Linked DNA regions of Homo sapiens: region 2 is linked to region 1. A link is a loop called in an ENCODE intact Hi-C map of the cell type or tissue named here. Cell type or tissue: heart left ventricle. All regions are shown on one strand. Each heading gives the region's core, and the rest is flanking DNA. Links, peaks and the distances in the headings are about the cores only.

Region 1 (10,062 bases), core at 980-8,979:
CCTTGCGGGAAGCGAGGTCCACTCTGGAACCCAATGGCTCCTTGTTGCATTTCAAAATGCCAAGGCAGTTGGAATGTTTAAAGGAAAACCCAGATGCGTGCTGCCCTTCTCCTCCCTCCTAGCCCCCAGTTCTAATGTTCTAGAAGGGGCAGAATTTCTCTCCTGGGTCAGCCCCTTGCAGCCTGTTTTCTACAGCTGCAGCTCCTCTCCGGCACCCTTGGCTTCCTCAGTTTGTTGTTCTTTTATGAGGCTCTGAACCATGCTGAGTGCTGCCCCCATTCCGTCCTCCTCTCAAAGTACTGCCAGCACAAGGCTGTGACGTGGAACAGATTTCAGAGAAAGTTTGCAGTAATGCAGGGAGGTTGGGGAAGGAGGCAAGGGTGTCACAGCACAGAAAAGTTGTCAAGGCAATCCATCCACCATTCCCTGCCATAGGAAATATGTCTCAGGGAGTGTTCCCCCAACCTCAGCCTCCTATTTCCCTGCAGCTCTCATCTCCTGGACTTTCCTCTCCCTTCTAGAACCTTCTCTTTTCTTGCCGCCAGCTTCTAACCCCCAAGTTTCTGTTATTTTCTTACATAGATCCTTTTGACTCTTACTTGGCACTAGGATCTGCTTCTGGAAGGCCAAAGAAATGTCCCAGTGTGTTCTCTTAAACAAAAGAAACCACCTCCTCTTGTCTCCACCCTCAGCAACACAAGGAACCAGCAGAAGCTTTGAAATTACAGTTTTCTTAAACATGATGGACTTCTTAGGCAGGACTCCCTCCCTCCCCAGTCCATCGCTAGGTGGGAAGAAGTAGAAAGATTTATTCTCCCTAAGTCCGAAGTGAACCCTCATTTACATAAGGGAGATTTTTTAATCTGGCTGTGCCTGGCAGCCCTTGGCCCTAGGGATAGCTTTGTCTCAGAACTGCCCATATACCTTGCTTCGAGGGGGCCTGGCCTTCACCCACACCAGGGCCCTCATTCACTGCTTTTCTTAGGAATTGACTTGACCCACAGTCTCTATTTTTATCTTGCTGTCTTCTCTTTGCAACTAATTTTGCTGTCTTTGACAATTTCTTTACTTCAAGTATGTGTTAAGGGTTCTACCTTGAGCCCAGCACTGGCCTGGTGCTTTGAGAGGACAGAGGAGCTGGATAGGGCATATGTGGTGGGCATTTGAGAGGTGGGCTGTGTAGTGGTAGGAGTGTGGGCTCTGGATCCAGGCTACCTGGGTCTAAATCTTGATTCTCTTCCTTACTCCTGGGCAAGTTACTCAATTCATCTGTGCCTCAGTTTTCTCAAGAGTCTTGGGTGAAAAGAGCCCTGTCTTCCAGGGGTTGTTGTGAGGGTCAAGCATATCCATGGGAAGCATAAGGAACAGTGGTTGGCATGGAGCACTGTGGTGCGCTAAGGTCCTGTGGCCCTTTAAGCATTTACTGTTTTACGTGCTGCGTGGTTGCTTCCCTCAACAATGACAGTTTGCCTAGTGAGACCCATTGCACGGTCACAGGGAGTAACCATCCCAGGACCGTGCCCAGACAAGTGACCTAAGCGGGAGTGCTGCCAGGCCCTGAGGAGTGGCTGCAGTGGGCAGGGCAGGTGTCCTGGAGGGAGGGACCAGGCTGCTTCTCTGCACTTGCTCTTCCTTGAACACAATTTGTGCTTCTCTTGGAATGTCCTTTCTTCCCACCTTGAGTCCAAACTCAACAGGGCCCTCCTTCAGGAAGCTTTTCCCAGAAGCTGGGTGTCATCTCCTGGTCCTCCTGCTTCTGAAGCGCTCTGAGCAATCACCTTCCCTCGGCGTTGACATTGGACCTTAGCTCCTCTGCTGAAGGAGGCAGTTGCTGACAGCCCTCCCAGATGCCTCCCAGGTGGAGGGGAGTTAGTGAATGGTTGCAACTGGGATCCTGGACTAGGGGTTAGGAGGCTATAGGAAAACATACAGAGAGGTGAAGCCTGGGCCTGGAAGCTGTCTCTGGGCTCCACCCAGTCTATGACAGGGTATCCACCTGCACAGCCCACCATTCCTTGGCGGAAAACAAGCCTCCCTATTGAATTTCAAAATGGCAAAGGCAGTTGGAGCATTTAAAGGAAAATCCAGATGTGTGCTGCCTCCAGGTCTCTCACTGCAGAAATCATGGAAGGGAGGAGGCCTCCTGGGATGGATGAGGGCTCCCCCCAGTACCTGATGCCCAGAGGGTGCTGCTGGCTACCTCTCCTGGGGATGAGGTTTCAGCATTCCTTGGGCCAGGCTGACCCGCAGGCAAATGCCTTAGAGCTGTACATTACCCTGGTTAGTTACGTAGCCAATTTTCCTCCAGAGACTTCCCTGCCTCCCATGCCTGCCTCTCTCTTTTCCCAGGAGGTGCCACACACAGCCTTCTGGGCAAGACAGCTGACTGTGCTGGAGCAAACTGCTGAGGCTCTTTATCCAGTTCTAATGCAAATCTTACTTTTTGTTCCCTCAAAGGTTCTTCAGAAGACCTGAAATTCTGCGTGCTCTATCTAGCAGAGGTGAGTCCTTTCCTCTGGATTTGAGGAGAGAGATCTTCGACCTGGTGCTTGAGGGGAGACACTGGGCTGGGATCTAGACCAGTGTTCTGATGCCAGCCTCCATACCCACTCATGCCGAAGTCCTGGGCAAGGCCAGAGTAGCGGTTTTTTGCTAGGTAGAATGGGACTAGCCATTCCTGCCCCTGCCTCTCTCACCTCTGTGTTAAAGAGCAGTGGACAGGAAAGTGCTTAGAACAGACCCTTGAGATTTTCTGTGCAGGACCTCCTGAACTGCAGGAATCTCAGTGGGGGTGTGGCCGGGCAACTGTGCATCACCCTGTTTACTGGTTAATAGCCCTTCCTCTAGAGATCGCCCTGATTCCTGTACCTGCCTCTTGCTTCCACGTTTTCCAGGAAGTACCACCAACGACCCCTTGTACAGGGTCTTGTCAGTGTTTCAAAAGGCCTGAAGGTATTTGTACCTTTACCTGGGCCAGATAATACAGGCTAAAACAAACATCCAGTGTCTGGGTTTCAGGCTGGAATGATACCCACTCAGTGTGGTTGAGATTCCTGGTTATCTCAGTCTGATCAGAAGCTTAGATAGGCAGTGCTGTGCCTTTGCTGAGCAACATCTGGCAAGTAACTTATTACTTGATTTGGTTTGGTAGATAAAATATCATTAAGGCTGGGGTTTAACCCAAGAGATCCTTGAAGATGAAAAAGTTGAGAGCCACTGAGCTATACAAATACTTTTCAATTTTCGGTGAATTTTCTATTCACTGCAGGGCGGTGTCTGTTCAAGCAAGGATGCATTAGACACATTCCTGCCTCTGCCTTCGCTTAAGTTTGTCTCATGCAACAGTCCAGGGAACCTGTTTTGTGGGAGGTGGGACATGGTCTATATTGGCTGGCCAAGAGGAACACACCCCTTTGAGAAGGAACTGTACACAGTTTGTGATTGAAAATCATTCTTTCAGTTCCTGGCTAAGAAGTGCAAGGCCTAGAGAGAGTTTTTGAACAGCCCCCTGGAGGAGAAGACAGTTGATGAGAAGTTAGCTTTAGCGGAGGGCAGAGAGTTCCAAAGAGGCAGTGGACATTGCTGGGGCTCAGCTGGGGAACTGGGCTGCCTGAAATACAGACCTGAGGGCCAAGAGGGCATTGGATGTCCTCCCCTGTGTCAGGCACATTCCCCCGGAGCACAGGAAGTGGCTGATGGAATCACTTCAGTGCTGGAGGGTGTTTAGTTCCACAGAGCCAAGCAAGCAGAGAGGAGAAGCCATGACCAGGCTAGGCTCTTCCTCCAGCCTCACCACACTGGGTTCTGATTCTCTGGGGCAGTTCCTGAAAGGAGGCTCCAGGTTCTTTAATGCCAATAGAGCTTCCTTCCAGGTTGGGTTAGTTTTTTCCCAGAGAAAAGGACTTCTGCTCCATTAGTTTCCTGGGATCTGTGACGTGCTGGCTTCCAGAGATTGTGAAGGGATATTGATTTGCGGCTTTTTGTTTCAGTAAAGTGCCAGGTGATCTGATCTCCAGGGGCTGTGGGATTGAGCTTACAGGCAGCTAGAAGCCTCTCTCTTCTCTTAATGGGTTGCTATTTAGAAGAAGTACTATAATTCAGGGAAGACAAGATGCCTTCTTGCTCTGTAGCCTGGACCACTCTTAACATGGGTGGTTTTGGATCCTATCAAGAGCCTGAAACTCACATCTTAGTTGGAACTTCTGACAAGTGATTTCTCTTCATTGCCTGACATGCAGGTGGCATCCAGAGAAGAAAAAGAGAGTCAGGATTTGGAGAAGTTTTTTGACTCTGTATTGAGAAAGGCCCAATTGCCTGGGTGATGGCAGCTCTGATTGTTCTCTAGCTGCAAGATCCTGGGTGGTGTTATCCGAAAGTAGTCCTGGGCTCTGGGTCTCTATTGCCTGGACAGGTGTGTTTCTCAGTTCCTGCAAATACACTGGACAGATGCAGCCCACAATTGGCTTCAGAACACAGAAGGCTCTGAAGTCAGTTGGGTCCATGGGCACATTGGTCAGGGACTATTCTCTAACCTAGAATCTGATGTTGGCTCCATTAATTTAAGAGTCTTGGAGTTAGGAAAACCTAGATTTGAATCTTGGCTCTGCCATTTTCTGAGTGATCTGGGGCCAGTTACAAACTCATCTCTGAAATGGGGCTGGTTCTACCCTGCAGGGTTGTGGTAATGATTAAATGAGATTCAATAAGACTTGCATCCAAAGCACTTAGCACAGAGCCTGGCACACAGTGAGCGCTCAATAAATGGTAGCTATTGTTATTGTCAGTTTCAAAACAAGGGGAAGGGCTCTTCATATTCATTTACTCTCCATTAGAGAAATCACAAATGATTTATTGGTCTTTTAAGAAGAAAGCTAAGAGGAATAGCTCATATTCTTTGTAATGTGCATATACAGTTATACAAATATGGTAAGATCACAGACTCTGGAGGAGGCAGAAGACAAACAGTGAATCTCTCCTCTCCCGAGACCTCCTGGGGCCAGTGACATAACCTCTCTGAGCCTTAGTTTTCTCATCTGAAAAATGGTAGCAGCTGCTTTCCTTCCTACCTATGTCATAGGGTCATTAGGAGAACTGAATTAAATGACAGAATTTTTATCAAAGCAAATGAACCAACTTAATTTATGGCTGAAGAGGTTTTGTTTTTTACAAAGATACAGTTAATTCAGGAGCAAGGAGGTAAGGCAAGAGCGGGATTTTAAAGAGGCCAAGAGGAGCTGGGTGTCTGGTTGGATTTCAGGATGCCCATGTTTAAATGCACAGGTCTGTGCCCAGTGCTTCTGGGCCAGGGCCAGTGCATCTGAAAGGTCTGTGCTTGGCTGACCACCCCATAGTCAGGAGGCACCGTCTGAGTGAGTTATGTGAGGAAGCCTTCAGGGTGGCTTATGGCCTTGACCACAGAGCCTGCTATTGAGGGCACAGTGGGCATCAGTGTTGGGACTGACGAGTTGGATCACACCCTGGATTAAAAGAGATGGTTTACCTGTGAGGGAAGCCAGGAAGGTAATGAGTGTCCCCAATTTAGACAGATTTAGGCAGATGGGAATTCAGCCTCCCTGGAGGGAGCTGGCTTAGTGCTCTCTCTCTTGGCTTGGCCAAGAGAGAGAGAGACCAAAGCTTAGGTCTCCCGAAAATGTTTGCCCATCTAAGCCAGCCAGCTCTGCCCCCTGCCTTGGAAGCCTTCTGGGTCCTCTAGTATTACAGCTTCAAGCTCTGAGAGCCAGAGACCCAGCCCTACACTCTGCTGTTGAGACAGGCAATACGGTCACCATCTCAGGTGAAGAAATAATGGCTTTCCAAAGGAGATTCCCATGGGGCAGGGCAGCAGAGGGTGGTTCTTGTGGTGTCAGCAAAACAGGCATAATCATGGCTATTACCTTGCAGTGTCGTTGGAAGAAATGTCGAGGTATCACTGGTAAGGGGCTTAGCACTGTGCAGGGCATGGGATTTGAGGGGGCTGCCTCAGTATTGAGGGTAGGTGGCTCTCTCACTGTGAGAGGCCCTCCCAGGATGGGGGGAGCTCTTTCATACTTTTGTAGGGAGGGGGACACCATCCTGGAGCTTAGAGCAGTGGACAGTTATACAAAAAGCTGCCAGCGAACTCTGCAGCTGCTCTGAGACCCAGCTACCTACAGAATTTCTCCTGGAGGCTTTGCATTCTGGTCGCCTCTTGGTCCAGTCTGCAAGAGGGAGCATTCCTGCCAGCCACAGGTGTGGCAGCCTGACCAGGTGATGAGACCTCCCCAGGTGTTGGAGATGAGATCCCAGCATGTGGTTCTCCAAGGCTTTGAGCTGGAGCTCTGCTCCTCATTGGCGATGAGACTCAGGGAGGTCCTTAGCTGCTCTGAACCTTGGCCATTCCCTTCCATAAAATGGGGACAACAATCCATGCCCTTCCTGCCTCTTCACTGCATTGCCAAGATCAGCATGAGATCGTGGGTGGGAAAATTCTGTTTTTTTTTTTTTTTGAGACAGAGTCTCACTCTGTTACGCAGGCTGAAGTGCAATGGTGCGATCTCAGCTCACTGCAACATCCGCCTCCTGGGTTCAAGCGATTCTCCTGCCCCAGCCTCCCAAGTAGCTGGGATTACAGGTGCACACCACCATGCCTGGCTAATTTTTGTGTTTTTAGTAGAGACGGGGTTTCATCGTTTTGGCCAGGATGGTCTCAAACTTCTGACCTCAGGTGATCTGCCTGCCTCAGCCTTTCAGAGTGCTGGGATTGCAGGCATGAGCCACCGTGCCCAGCTGGAAAGTTCTTTTTAAAATTGATAATCAGACAAAAGGAATTATTAGTAAGGCAGAATTCCTGCTTCAGAACAGAAAGAAAAGAGGACATGGAGGCCCAGGGAGATTAAGGAATCTGCTGAAGCCCACCCAACTGGGTAGAAGCAGGGCTGGGAGGCTCGGGCCAGGGCCAGGGCCAGCTTCATGGAGTGATGGCCTTTCCAAGCTGGAAGGGACCACAGTTCCTGCCTCACCCCCCACCTTTACATGGGAACACTGGAGACAGGGAGCAGAGGGCCTTCTGGTCAGCATCTGCCTCACCCGGCTTCTCCCTGGGAAATCTTGGGGTCTTTTGCTGGCCATATCCTTCCCCTGCCATGGGCTAGAGGACTCTGGGCAGCGGAGGGAAGCTGTTGTTAAGTAGAAGCTCCAGGAGTGCCTCAGCGCACCACCCAGTTCCCTGAAACCAGCAGGCAGGGCTTTCTTTCCTCTTTCCCCAGATGCTCTTAGGAAGATCAACTTCTGAGCACTTTTGGGCCTGAGAGGAATGGCTGGCACTCAGCATGGGAAGTGCCCCCACTCTGAAGGGTGGCATTCCTGAGGGTTGGGTTGGATGCAGGGTAGAAGAAGTCCCTAGATATTATCAGCTGATGTGATAGTCCACCCCAGCTCAAGGCCTGCTTTCGCTGCTTCTGGAACAGCTTCTCCCAAACATTGTTTTTGCTGGCCCCTTCTTACCGTTCATGCCTTAGCTTGTGTGTTGCCCTTTCTAAGAGGCCTTTTCTGATCACCTCAAGTATGACCTCTCCCTTTATGACCTTGGTGACATTTTCACAAGTTGTAATTACAGTTGTCCCTCAGTATCCACCAAGGATTTGTTCCAGGACCCCACAGATACCAAAGTCCAAAGATGCTCAAGTCCTTGACACAAAATGGGGTAGTATTTAATATAACCTATACACATCCTTCCATGTACTTTAAATCATCTTTAGATTACTTATAATATCTAATACAATGTAAGTTCTGTATAAATAGTTGTTAAACTGTATTGTTTAGGGAATAATGGCAGGAAAAGAAATCTGTACATATGTAGTACAGATGAATTTTTTTTTTTTTTTTTTTTGAGACAAGGTCTGCCCTGTCGCCCAGGCTGGAGTGCAGTGGCACAATCATTGCTTACTGTAGCCTCAAGCTCCTGGGCTTCAGCAATCCTCCCACCTTATCCTCCCAAGTAGCTGGGACTACAAGCGCACACCACCACACCCAATTAATTTTTTTTTAAAACTTTTGGTAGAGACTGGGTCTCACTGTGTTTCCCAGGCTTGTCTGGAACTCCTGGGCGCAAATGATCCTCCTGCCTTGGCCTCCCAAAATGCTGGTTTACAGATGGGAGCCACTGTGACCAGCCTAAAATATTTTTTCAAATATTTTCCATCCTCTGTTGGTGGACTCCATGGTTGTAGAAACCATGGATAGGGAGGGCTGTATATTATTTCTTTAATTGTTTATTTGTATAAATAACAAATATTATTGTCTTTGCCCCTAACCTGAGAGCATGGGCTTAGTCTGTCTCATTTACCTCTTTATTTCCAATGCCTAGGACTGTCTCTGACACAGAGCAGGTGCTCAATAAATAGTTATTTTATTTTGTTTTTTTTTCGAGGCTGAGTCTTGCTTTGTCACCCAGGCTGAGTCTGGCTTTGTCACCCAGGCTGGGGTACAGTGGTGCGATCCTGGCTCACTGCAACCTCTGCCTGCCAGGTTCAAGTGATTCTCCTGCCTCGGCCTCCTGAGCAGCTGGGATTACAGGCACATGCCACCACGCTGGCTAATTTTTGTATTTTTAGTAGAGATGGGGTTTCAGCATGTTGGCCAGGCTGTTCTCGAACACCTGACCTCATGATCCACCCGCCTCGGCCTCCCAAAGTGCTGGGATTATAGGCATAAGCCACTGCGCCCAGTCAATAAATAGTTATTAAACAAATGAATTACTGAATAGTAATACTAGTGACTGTTTGTTGAGGCCTGATTGTTGTCCTCCTTGCTTGCCCTCCTAGTAGCTCTGAAAGCCAGGTGATGCCATTATATCCCCATTTCACAGGCAGCTTGGTACTTTCCTGAGGTTGACAGCTGGGAAGTGGCACAGCTGGGATTCAAACCAGGCCTGTCCAACTGCAAAATGAGAAAGGGCTGGATAGAAACACTGTCTTTTTTTTTTCTGTTCCAAGGGATCAGCTGATGCTCTTAGCTCCCTGGCTGAGTTCATCTAATCGCAGCCCTTTGGGGTTATAATCAAATTCTAGTGGAGGCAGACAGAGCTTGTACTCCCCTGATGAGAGTACCCGGTTGTGGGTGGCAACCCTGGGCATGTACCACCATCCCTACCCCGCCCCTAGCACACTCTGCTTTAGGGGTGGCTCTCTGGGTCCTTGAAGCTCCCTGGTGCTTGTGCCAAAGCTGACCTGGATTTGACCTTATCCCAGAAGTCCTTCCTGGCAACCAGAGCTTACCAAGGCCATTGCTTGCTAAGCACTATATGAGGCCTAGATGAAAAAGGCCTTTCTAGGAGGGGTTTGTAGTTTAGTTGGGGAGACGAGACTGTAGTACTTAACAAGGTTGAATAGCGAAGCGGGACCTAAATGTCAGCAGTGCCTGGGATGTTGCTGCCCTCGAGTGAGCTGAACAGTCACAGATTAGACCAAGATCATGTGCTGGGCAGTGGGGCTGCAGAGGGCCACATGACTCTGCCCGTCAAAGACTTTCCAAAGGACCCTGAGTTGCTGTTTGGGTTCTGTTGGTATGCCCGTCCAACCACCCGTTCAGCCTTGGCCTTGGGATCAGAGAAGAGCGCTGTGAGGAAGATGGGTTCTGTGAGCCAGGGGAGGTGGGGAGGGTTCCTGGCTCCACAGAGAATCAGCCTGAGGCCCTGGCCCTCTGGGCTTCCCACGTGCTCCCTCAGCTGCTGCTTTGTGCTGCCTGCCCCTGGGGGTGACCTCATCGGCTCTGTCCTGCTCTCCACAGGCCTCTGCTGTGTTGGGAGCCACTGCCTTCCTCCCCTCCCCCAACCTGTGGGCCCACAGCTCGCCAGCTGGCCCTTGAACCCACTTCCCTGCGCCTCTGGCTGCCTCAATGTCACTGGGGATTAGTGTGCATTTGCGGCTTTTGGCGGACACTCCCCTCCTGGCTGCAGCCTCACCCTCTGGAGCCCAGGGATGGGCTTGGGCCTGGGAGCCCCCTGAACCAGGGAGCAGCCCTGACCGTCCGTTTCTCTATTTTCCCTGACGTCAGAAGGCAGAGTGCTTATTCACTTTGGAAGCG
Region 2 (10,062 bases), core at 1,183-9,182, 47 kb before region 1:
TCCACCTGGCTGCCTGTACAGTAGTGAGCTCCCCATCACCAGAGGGGCACAAGCAAGGCTAGAGAACCACTGCTGGAGGCATTCGAAAGGGACTCCCGATGTGGTGGGCGGGGCTGAACCCTGTGGCTTCTGAGGTCCCTGCCAGCCAGAGACTTGTGTGAGTCTTTGAATGGCTTCACATGAACAAAAGAGCATTTCTGTCACCTTTCCTCTAGTTTTTTCCACCACACCCACCAGGGAGCTGAGGCAAGGTTGTTTCTGTTGCTGTTTCCTTAGGTCAGCTGAGGCTGTCCATTGATGCCCAGGACCGGGTTCTGCTGCTTCACAGTGAGTACGGCTTTGTGCAGGCTCACCAAGGAAGGGGCGGGCCACTCAGCTTGCTGCCTGGGGCTGGGGTTGGGGGATGGTGGCACCATGGGCCAAGGCTTCTTTTCTCATCCTTGTATAAAGGATGTGTCCATTGATAAAAGCCAGTATTCACCTGGGGCTCTTTCTATAGAGCAGCCCTGGTCCTGCCTTGGATGTGTCTGGAGTCCACATGGTAGACCTTTCTCATTGACAGGCTACAGCTGCCCCTGGGTACCTCAACTTCCTTCTTGGCCCCAGCAGAGCAGGGCCACAGAAGAGTTTTCCTATCTTCCCTCCCTTCTTTATTCCATCCTTTCTTCTTTTCTCTATTTTTCTCACTCATTCATTTATTCATTGGTTGACAGGCAGCATAGTATCATGGTTAAGATCATAGTCTTTGGAGCCAGACCACTATAATTTGAACCCTGGCTCTGATACTTGTTGAGTGGCCTTGAACAAGCTCCGTTTTCTCATCTGTCAAGTAGTGGTGGTAATACTATGTATCTTACAGGTTGCTACAAAGATTAAGTGAGTTACTGTTAGTAAAGTGCTTAGAACAGTGCTGAACTTGTAGTCAATCCTGTGTAAGTTTTTGTTAGATAAAATAGAAAACTGGCTGGGCACGGTGACTCATGCCTGTAAACCCAGCACTTTGGGAGGCCGAGGCGGGCAGATCACGCGGTCAGGAGTTCAAGACCGGCCTGGCCAACATACTGAAACCCCGTCTCTACCAAAAATACAAAAAAATTAGCCGGGTGTGGTGGCAGATGCCTATAATCCCAGCTACTTGGGAGGCTGGGGTAGGAGAATTGCTAGAACCCAGGAGGTGGAGGTTGCAGTGAGCCAAGATCATGCCATTGCACTCCAGCCCAGGCGACAGTACGAGACTCCGTCTCAAAAAAAAAAAAAAAAAAAAGAAAACCATACATTCCAAAAATAGCGATTGAGCATTAGCTCTGTGCTAGGGGCTGGGAACACCAAGGAGAAGCACCCACCCCTGTCTAGATGGTGTTGATGGGATGCCAGGGAAGACTTGGCGGAGGGGGTGATGCCCACACGGTATCCTGAAGGAGGAATGGGCCTGAGCCAGGCAAAGAGGAGCAGGGAGGGTGTGGCTAGCACTTCATGCACAGGGCTAGCAAGTGCAAAGGCCTGGGGGTCAGAGAGAGCAGGATGCATTTGAAGAGCTGTCTAGCATGGCTGGAGCACAGCACAGGAAGAGTTCATACTCCACCTGTTTGTCTGTCCATGTGTCCATCCTTCCATCCGGCACATGAATAGTTACATGAGTTGCTGTCATGGCCCCCACTGCCAGGACTCTTCTGTTTAGCCCAGAAGGCCCTGTCTATCTCTCCAGCCTCCCTGGCTCTTGCCGCTGACGGTACCCTCCACCTCCAGCTCTATCCAGTTACATGCACTCCCTTGAATACATCTTGCTTGCTCCTGCCTCTGTGCCTTTGCACCTGCTGTTCACTGTGCCTGGAATAACCTTTCTTTTGTTTTGAACCCCTTTTGAAAAATAACTCTCCACCTGCTCTGATTTTGCAAGAAATATGCCTGCCTTCATCATCATTAAGACTCAGGAAGGAAGGGTCATTTTGCCTTATTATTTCCCCCTCCAGGAATCATCCCCCTGACCCACCTGTCTGGGCTGGGTTTATTGCTTTCTCCTTTGTGTCTTTGTCACAGCCCTGACTATACTGTGCCACCTGTGTCTGGCCTCTCTGCCAGACTGAGAATGCAATGAGGACAGGGACTGGGTGTGGTTCATTGTCACTGCTGGCCAGAGAGACCCAGGAGGTCACCAGACCTGGGTCCTGCCCTCAAGAACCACGCCCTCGAGGGAAATGATGCACACAGGAACAGTAACCAGGATACTGGGCAGAGTAGACTAGTAGGCGCCTGGGTCCTCTGGTCATGGCCATGGGGGGCCCAACGTGAAGTTCCCAAGGAGCAGCAGAGGGGTGTTCTCTGCCTGCCAGGGCCTGACTCCAGCTGTGCAAACAGTTTTTGCAAAATGCATCTTGGCCTCCACCACTCCATTTGTCCTGCACAGTTTGCTTTGGCTTCACCCCAGTCTCAGGCCCTTCATCCCTTCCCACCGGTCCCCACTCCTTCCATTGGTTTCCCAGGCCTTGCACCTCAGACTACTGGGAGCACTGTCTGAGCCAAACCCTAGGGCTCAATGAAAACCAGACGTAAGGCTGGGTGCATTGGCTCACGCCTGTAATCCCAGCACTTTGGGAGGCTGAGGCGGGCCAATCACCTGAGGTCGGGAGTTCGAGACCAGCCTGACTAACATGGAGAAACCTTCTCTCCACGAAAAATACAAAATTAGCCGGGTGTGGTGGCACAAGCCTGTAATCCCCGCTACTTGGCAGGCTGAGGCAGGAGAATCACTTGAACCCGGGAGGTGGAGGTTGCAGTGAGCCGAGATCGTGCCATTGCACTCCAGCCTAGGCAACAAGTGCGAAACTCCATCTCAAAAAAAAAAAAAACAAAAAAAACAAGAAACAAACAAACAAAAAAATCCAGACGTAAAAGAAAATAGAACTGAGGCTCAGGTTCTATCAGGTCTATTGTCTTCTTTCTATAGACCTCAGGCAAATGGTGCTGCCTACTCTTGTGACCACACCTGCACCCACCCCACACCTCTCCCCTTGCCTTTATTTATTATTATTTTTCTTTAGCAAACATTTTTTGAGCAATTACTTATTTGCCAGGCACTCCTCTGAGCACTTCAGGCACATTACCTCATTTAATTGGAACAACTACCATGTGAAGTGCATGTTATTATCACTAAACCATTAAAAATGGCAAATTCTGTCCCATGCAAAGCAACTCACTCTAGCTTATATGGTGAGTAAGCGGTGCAGCTGGGATTCATGCCTGGGTCCGTCCACCCCTGAGGCCCCAGCTTGTGACTCCTGTGCTGTGCTGTCCGCCAGCCACAGCACGGCTCACGGCACACCGTGAGTGCCACGGCATGGCTCATGGCACATGGTGAGTGGCCCCTTCATTCCTAGAAGGCAGTCTTGTGTGGTAGAGCACTGAGCCGGGAGTCAAGAGACATGGGTTCCAAATCCAGCGGTCATTCCCATTGTTCTGTGATTGTGGGCAAGTTTCTTACTATCTTGGGTTCCCCTCGAAGCCTCATTTTCCCCATTACATGAAGGGTTAGATTCTATAAACTGTAGTTCTCTTCCAGCTGTAAGATTCAGGGAATTGAATGTACCTCGTAATGCATTGGTGAGGGTGCTGCCAGAGAGTGGAAGATGGTGGGAATGGCCTAGACCAGAGCAGGTTCATAGCCAATGGTGGTTATGCAGATTAAGGGCCTAGTAGCAGGGGCCATAGCCCTGCTACTCACAGATACGCTTTTCTTTTCAGGTCTCTTTATTCGTGTGGATGGATATGTCTATGTGTGTCTCTCTTTCTCGCTGTGTGTGTGTGTATGTTTCCATTCATCCACCCCAATGTCTGAATTCTCTTTTAGTTATAGAAGGTAAAGGCCTGATCAGCAAACAGCCTGGCACCTGTGATCCGTATGTGAAGGTATGTGGTGGGGCCGGAGATGGAGAGTGGGATATTGAGGGGCCATGTTACTGGGCTCAGTCCCAAGGTCCCAGCACACCTGTGGGGCTGGTGACCTTTGAGGAGGCAGTTGCCATCTCACTCATCTTCTCAATAGGCATTTATTGGGCCCAGTGCTGGGACAAACCCATTCCCTTAGCTCGGCTGGGTCCCTGGGGCTTCCTGCAACAGCCAAAATCTTAAGGGCGATCTTGGTCATCTATATAGGTGGGCAGTGAGTATGTGGATGGCTGAAATCCACAGGTAATCCCAAGACCTCTTGTGAAAAGCACCGTTTTCACCCACTTTCCCCCCAAACTAGGGGCAGGATGGCCAGATTTGGGCAGTAGAGTGGAGGGAGTGTCTCTGAGGGCTGGAAGATCCTTCTGGGTTGGGCTTTTGCTGTAAAGACAGGGTCCTTATAGGGGTGGGGCTCTACTTTCAGTGAGAGCCAAAGGCCAGGAGCTTCCTAAAGTGTGGCAGCTGGGGTTCCAGGTGCTGGCCCTCAGCATTCTTCCTGAAGCCTTCAGGCTGATCAGAAGCCCCTGCTGGCAAGGAATTTATCAGGAGCAGGGCTAGAACAGCCCTGGGTTGAGAACATGGATTTGGGGCCTTGGCAGAGGCTGACCTGGAGCCTTCGTGAAGGGAGCACTCAGCAGCTGCTGGGACCTTAGAAGAGAGGAGTCCTTTCGCTTCTGGGGAAACCACTCTGCTTGGGGGAAGAGCAGAGATGATAAAGTTGTACCCCAGCTCTGGCTGGGCCGTGGCTGCCTTTTTGGTACCACCCACCATGAGGCCCTGTCCTGGCATCTGCCTCCAATGTCTCTTGCCCTGGGCTCCTTGTTCCCTTGCAGCATCTGACAGGGGACTCTATTCTGTCCTCTGCAGAGGCTGACTTGAAGGACCCTGGGAAGCCTTTAACTTGGAGATGTGCAGAGTCAGCTGCTGGGCTTAGGTGGGCCATGAGATCCGCTAATCATGCTTCCTTTTTTCCAATTCAAGATTTCTTTGATCCCTGAAGATAGTAGACTACGCCACCAGAAGACGCAGACCGTTCCAGACTGCAGAGACCCGGCTTTCCACGAGCACTTCTTCTTGTAAGAGTCTGGTGCAGCTGGGCCCTAGAAAGGAGAGGGAAGGAGTGTTTATCTGGAAACAGCTCTGTTTGCCAAATCTAGAACTAGATCTATGCAAAAAAAAAAAAAAAAAAAAAACCAAAACAAAAAAAACCAGTGCCTTCTAAAGGATGTCTTTGTTTTCTCACTCACTTGTGTCCTTGCATCCCTGGCACCAGGCCCAGCAGCGAGGTCCACAGTGATAAGGTATCACTTGGCTAGCTCTCATAACTAAAATGCCCAGCCTGGGGCTGGCAGCCCATAAAAAGTGTAGGCAATTTCCCACTGTGCCTTGGGCCAAGCTTTCTCCTTTAGCCGAAGGAATTTTCCAAGCTGAAGGATGTTTTGCCTCCCTGCCCCCCTTTTTACTTCAACTTTCTAACCTCTCTGAGCCTTGGCTTCCTTATTTGTAAAATGGGGCTAATAATAGTAGCAACCTCAGAGAGCTGTGGGGTATAAATGGGACAGTATAACATAACACAGGGTACCAGCTATTATTGTTATTATTTCTTTCCCCAATCTCTGAACTCTGGGGCCAATGGGAAGGTAATGTACATTTTGTATTTTCCTATTAGTGAAAATTAATATTTTGGTTTTTCTCTTACTACATAAAGTAGTTTTGGTTATGATAGGAAAATAGAAAATATAGATGAGTAAAAAGAAGAAAATAGAAAACACCTATAGCCCTCCTACTCACAGATACGCCCTACTGTATTTCTTTTCAGACCTTTTAAGGTCCTTTTCAGACCTTTTCAGACCTTTTAATGTGTATGTTTGCGTGTGGGTGTGTATGTTTGCATGTGTGTGTGTATATGTCTGTGTGTGTATGTTTACAAAAATGGAATTTTTTTTTTTGAGATGGAGTCTTGCTCTGTCACCCAGGCTGGAGTGCAGTGGCACAATCTCGGCTCACTGTAAGCTCCGCCTCCTGGGTTCACGCCATTCTCCTGCCTCAGCCTCTGGAGTAGCTGGGACTACAGGCGCCTGCCGCCATGCCTGGCTAATTTTTTTTGTATTTTTAGTAGAGACGGGGTTTCACCGTGTTAGCCAGGATGGTCTCGATCTCCTGACCTCATGATCCGCCCACCTCTGTCTCCCAAAGTGCTGGGATTACAGGCATGAGCCACTGTGCCCGGCCCGAAAATGGAATTATTTTATAATAGCATGTTGTAACCTCCTTTTTGTCCTTAACAACATAATATAAACTGTTTTATGCATGGAGGTAGTCATCTCTTACTTTATTTGTAATATAGTTTATTTAACCAGCTGTTGACGTTACTTCCACATTTTTGGAATTATGACTGACTCTATGAGTCAGCTATGGCCTGGAGCTCAGCCCTTACTAACACTCCGATGGTCTGATTGATTTCGCAGTCCTGTCCAAGAGGAGGATGATCAGAAGCGTCTCTTGGTTACTGTGTGGAACAGGGCCAGCCAGTCCAGGTGAGGAGAGCTGCTGAGCTGGAGGGGGACTCTGCTCTGGGCTAGTGGGTGACAGCCAGGTGGCCAGCATACACCAGGGGTTCGATTAGTGCTTTCTGGATAAATGAGTGATAGTGGCAATACTAAATTGCAGAGGCTGCCCCTCCTTGAGTCTCCATCATTCCAGGTGTTACCAAGGACTGTGTTATCAATGAGCATTTGCTGAGCACTCGGTATCAAACAAGGCACTGTGCTGGTCACTGGGGAAGCCGACCAGCCTACACATGGAAATTTATTCTCAAGGTGTCCACTGTTCACGTGGGGACACCAGGCACTGCATGGAGAGAAATTACAATAACAACATGTACGTGCTCAGTTCTACAGGACTCTAAGCACCTTGAAAAACAGGACTATTTCTTTTTTAGTCATCACAGTACCTAGTGCCTGGCATATAGATGTTTATTAGATATTGGCTGCATGAAGAAAAGAATGACATGAGTAATAAAGGCCATCAGTATGGGAAGAGGGAGAGTTCACTGTGGTCTGAGATGATCAAGGAAGGCTTCATGGAAAAAGTGGAATTTTGAACTTGGGCACAGATGAAGAATAAGACAACTAAAGAAGAAGGTTGGAAATGGCATTCCAGGCAGGGCAAAGCATGAGCAAAGGCAAGGAGGCAGAAATACTCACTGTAAGCTAAGGCTGCCATGATGAGGCCAGGTAAGGGAGTATAGAAGTTTTGTGTAGGAGAATCCAAACAGGCTGATCTTGCAGGCAGTGCAGGACACAGGAGGGCTGAAGTGGCCATTAGTGACGGCAGTTAGAGCGGAGCAGGGGAGGAGTGCCGGGCAGGTGAGCATGAGAATTGGCTGTTGAGTGACAGCAATGCACTGCCATGGCCCACTGTTAGCGGCAGTGGCTCATTTGGCTGGTGCAGCCTAAGGAATCTGGGATACCCCATGGTCAGTATCATTTGCGGAGCAATCACATCACTGAATGGTGACTGAAAAGGGGCTTCCGTGAATGAAAATCAGCTCAAGTCACCAGCTGAGACCTGGAAAACATTTTTGGGTTCAATGCTCTTTAGTACTCTAAATGTTATTAGCTAATATGTTTTTTAAAATCGGGGTGTATTTAACATACAAAACGAAGGATTTCTCTTTTAATAAAGTATCCACTTTTCATCCTAGGGTAGTATAGTACAATAAACCTCATTCATTCATTCATCCAGCTGCCATTTCCTGGGTATCACTGTGGCAACAACATGCTGGGGATGCATGCATAGGGTCAAAGACTTTCCTATCGGATCACCGATAGAGACTTGGAGCTGAGAGTGAGGAGGGGGACGTCATGTTAATAACAATAGCAATTGCTGACTGGGTGCTGACCTGGAGCCAGGGGTTAACAGTGCATTGTCTCATTTAATTCTTTTTTTTTTTTTTTTTTTTTTGAGACGGAGTCTCGCTCTGTCGCCCAGGCCGGACTGCGGACTGCAGTGGCGCAATCTCGGCTCACTGCAAGCTCCGCTTCCCGGGTTCACGCCATTCTCCTGCCTCAGCCTCCCGAGTAGCTGGGACTACAGGCGCCCGCCACCGCGCCCGGCTAATTTTTTGTATTTTTAGTAGAGACGGGGTTTCACCTTGTTAGCCAGGATGGTCTCGATCTCCTGACCTCATGATCCACCCGCCTCGGCCTCCCAAAGTGCTGGGATTACAGGCGTGAGCCACCGCGCCCGGCCTGTCTCATTTAATTCTTACAACAGCTCTAAGAAGAGTGTGGTTTTGTCCTAAGTTTTCAGAAGAGGAAACTAAAGTTTAGAGAGGTTAGGAATTTGCCTAAGGTCATACAGCCAGTTAACAATAGAGCCGGGATGGAATCCAGGTGGTTGGACCCCAGGGTCTTTCCTCTCAACACTGTACTGACTCATGGGTGGACAGGTGAAAGGACAGAAGAAAGAGCCAGTAAAGTAGAGAGGGAAGGGCAGGGCAAGAGTGGAGTGAGGAGGGATCTGCAAACTCATTGACGTTGCTGGAAGGTTAAGTACAAAGTAGGGACTGGCTAAAGATTAGCTGAAGAGGTTGGTATAAGCCAAGTCAGATGATTCTGTAGATTCTCTTTGGAGTATGGGGTTTCTCCTAAGGGCCGGTGGTTCTCGATCCTGGATATACATCAGAATTCCTTGGGATGCTTGTCAGGAACCTAGATTCTTAGGTGCCGCGTCAGATTAATTACATCCAACTCTTCATGGGCAGGGCTGAGAAATCTGCATTTAAACATGTTTGCAGGGTGAACCTCCTGCAGTCACTTTGGTGTTTGGGAATGTCTGGCCATTGGGAGATACTGAAGTGTGTCAAGCCAGGGAATGATGGATGCACATTCTAGATCTATCACTTTGGTAGGTCTTTGGAAGGTTGAGGTGAGAGAGAGGCTTTGGGGCTAGGGAGGGGAAAACAGACTCAGGCCATATTTAGGAGATTAAATCAGTAGTGCTTAGTGGTGATTTGGCTGTGAGAGCAGTGTGAGAAGTCAAGGGTAACTCCTGGGCGGCTGGTGGTGTCTCCACCTAAGACAGAGTTACTGGAGGTGGAGGTGAGTCAGCTTGGGATACGGTGAGATGCAGGTGCTTGGAGGGGAGCCAGGTCAGAGCTGTGAAGTAGGGCTCACCTTTGCCTACCTGGAACTTGGAAGACAGAGATATGGGAGCCATGAGCAGGAAGGCAGTGGGTGAAATTCTGAGCAAGTGAGATTGTCAAGGAAGGTCATCGAATGCTAAGGACCAAGGGTCCGCTCCCTGTCTTTGAAGGGACAGGCCAATGAAGGGAAGGTCCTGAAGGAGACAGCAGAGTGTCAGAGAGGCATATGGACGCCCAGAAAGCCCTTTGGGTGGAGGCAGACACCAAACTGCTGGAGAAGGAGCCGGTCATGCCCTTCATGGCTTTTGGAAAAGAAAATGAGGCCAGGGAAAGTGAGTCAGCGTCATGGGGCAGTGTCTCCACGTGTTGCCTATTTTGGGAAAGTGAGATGCCTTATTAAACAAACTACAGCCAAACTCACGGTCACAGTCCCAGCCCGAAGCTCAGGAGGATCAGGGCCTTGGGAGCAGAGGGCCCTGTGAAGCTGTGAGCAGCACGCAGGCCGGCCTGGCCTCCTTGCGCTCTCCTTTTCCTCTCTCCTTTATCGATCCATTTCGGAGCGAGAAGGCCTCTGAGCTGGAGGAGGCAGACAGAGTGATTGCAGGAAACTTCGGCTCTGCTGAATGCTCTCAAATCAAATTGTGCCTCTCTGAAGGATGGACATTCAACTTATCAACATGAAAGACAATTGTGGAAGGAAGGAAACAAACATTTATGGAATTCTTCTCTGTGCCAAGCACTTTACATACATTATCTCATTTTATCCTCATCATGATCCTAAGAGGTAGGACTTATTATTGCCCCTCTCTTCAGAGAAGAGGAAACTGAGGCTTATGAAAGCCGAGGCACTTGCTTGAGGTTATGTAACAGCTCATATTTACCAAGCACTTACTGTGTGTGGACATTAAGCACATGGCACTCGTTCTCCAATTTAACCCTCACAACAACATAAGAGGTAGGTATTATTATTT

What was found. Hi-C counts contacts between places; a loop is a spot of excess contacts. Peaks named below come from ENCODE experiments on the same cell type or tissue, not always from the same donor. Only the 100,000 strongest peaks of a DNase experiment are listed, where the experiment ranks them.
Region 2: a loop joins it to region 1, with 4 times the contacts of the local background. A loop is called at or near these places in 6 of 110 quality-filtered maps.

Annotation. Positions count from the first base shown.
Region 1 is chr9:113,526,764-113,536,825 of GRCh38, forward strand. RGS3 (regulator of G protein signaling 3) reads left to right here. Exons shown (of 23, transcript NM_001394167.1): 16 at 2,458-2,501; 17 at 10,033-10,062. Among named protein-coding and RNA genes, the nearest start is that of RGS3, 68 kb to the left of the region's middle. RefSeq lists an enhancer at 9,257-10,008. In heart left ventricle, for the core only: no CTCF peak of the experiment used is centred there; a DNase peak (open chromatin) is centred at 1,519; H3K27ac peaks cover 1,675 bases.
Region 2 is chr9:113,479,215-113,489,276 of GRCh38, forward strand. RGS3 (regulator of G protein signaling 3) reads left to right here. Exons shown (of 23, transcript NM_001394167.1): 2 at 277-327; 3 at 3,845-3,903; 4 at 4,924-5,018; 5 at 6,411-6,479. Among named protein-coding and RNA genes, the nearest start is that of RGS3, 21 kb to the left of the region's middle. In heart left ventricle, for the core only: no CTCF peak of the experiment used is centred there; a DNase peak (open chromatin) is centred at 5,227; H3K27ac peaks cover 3,716 bases.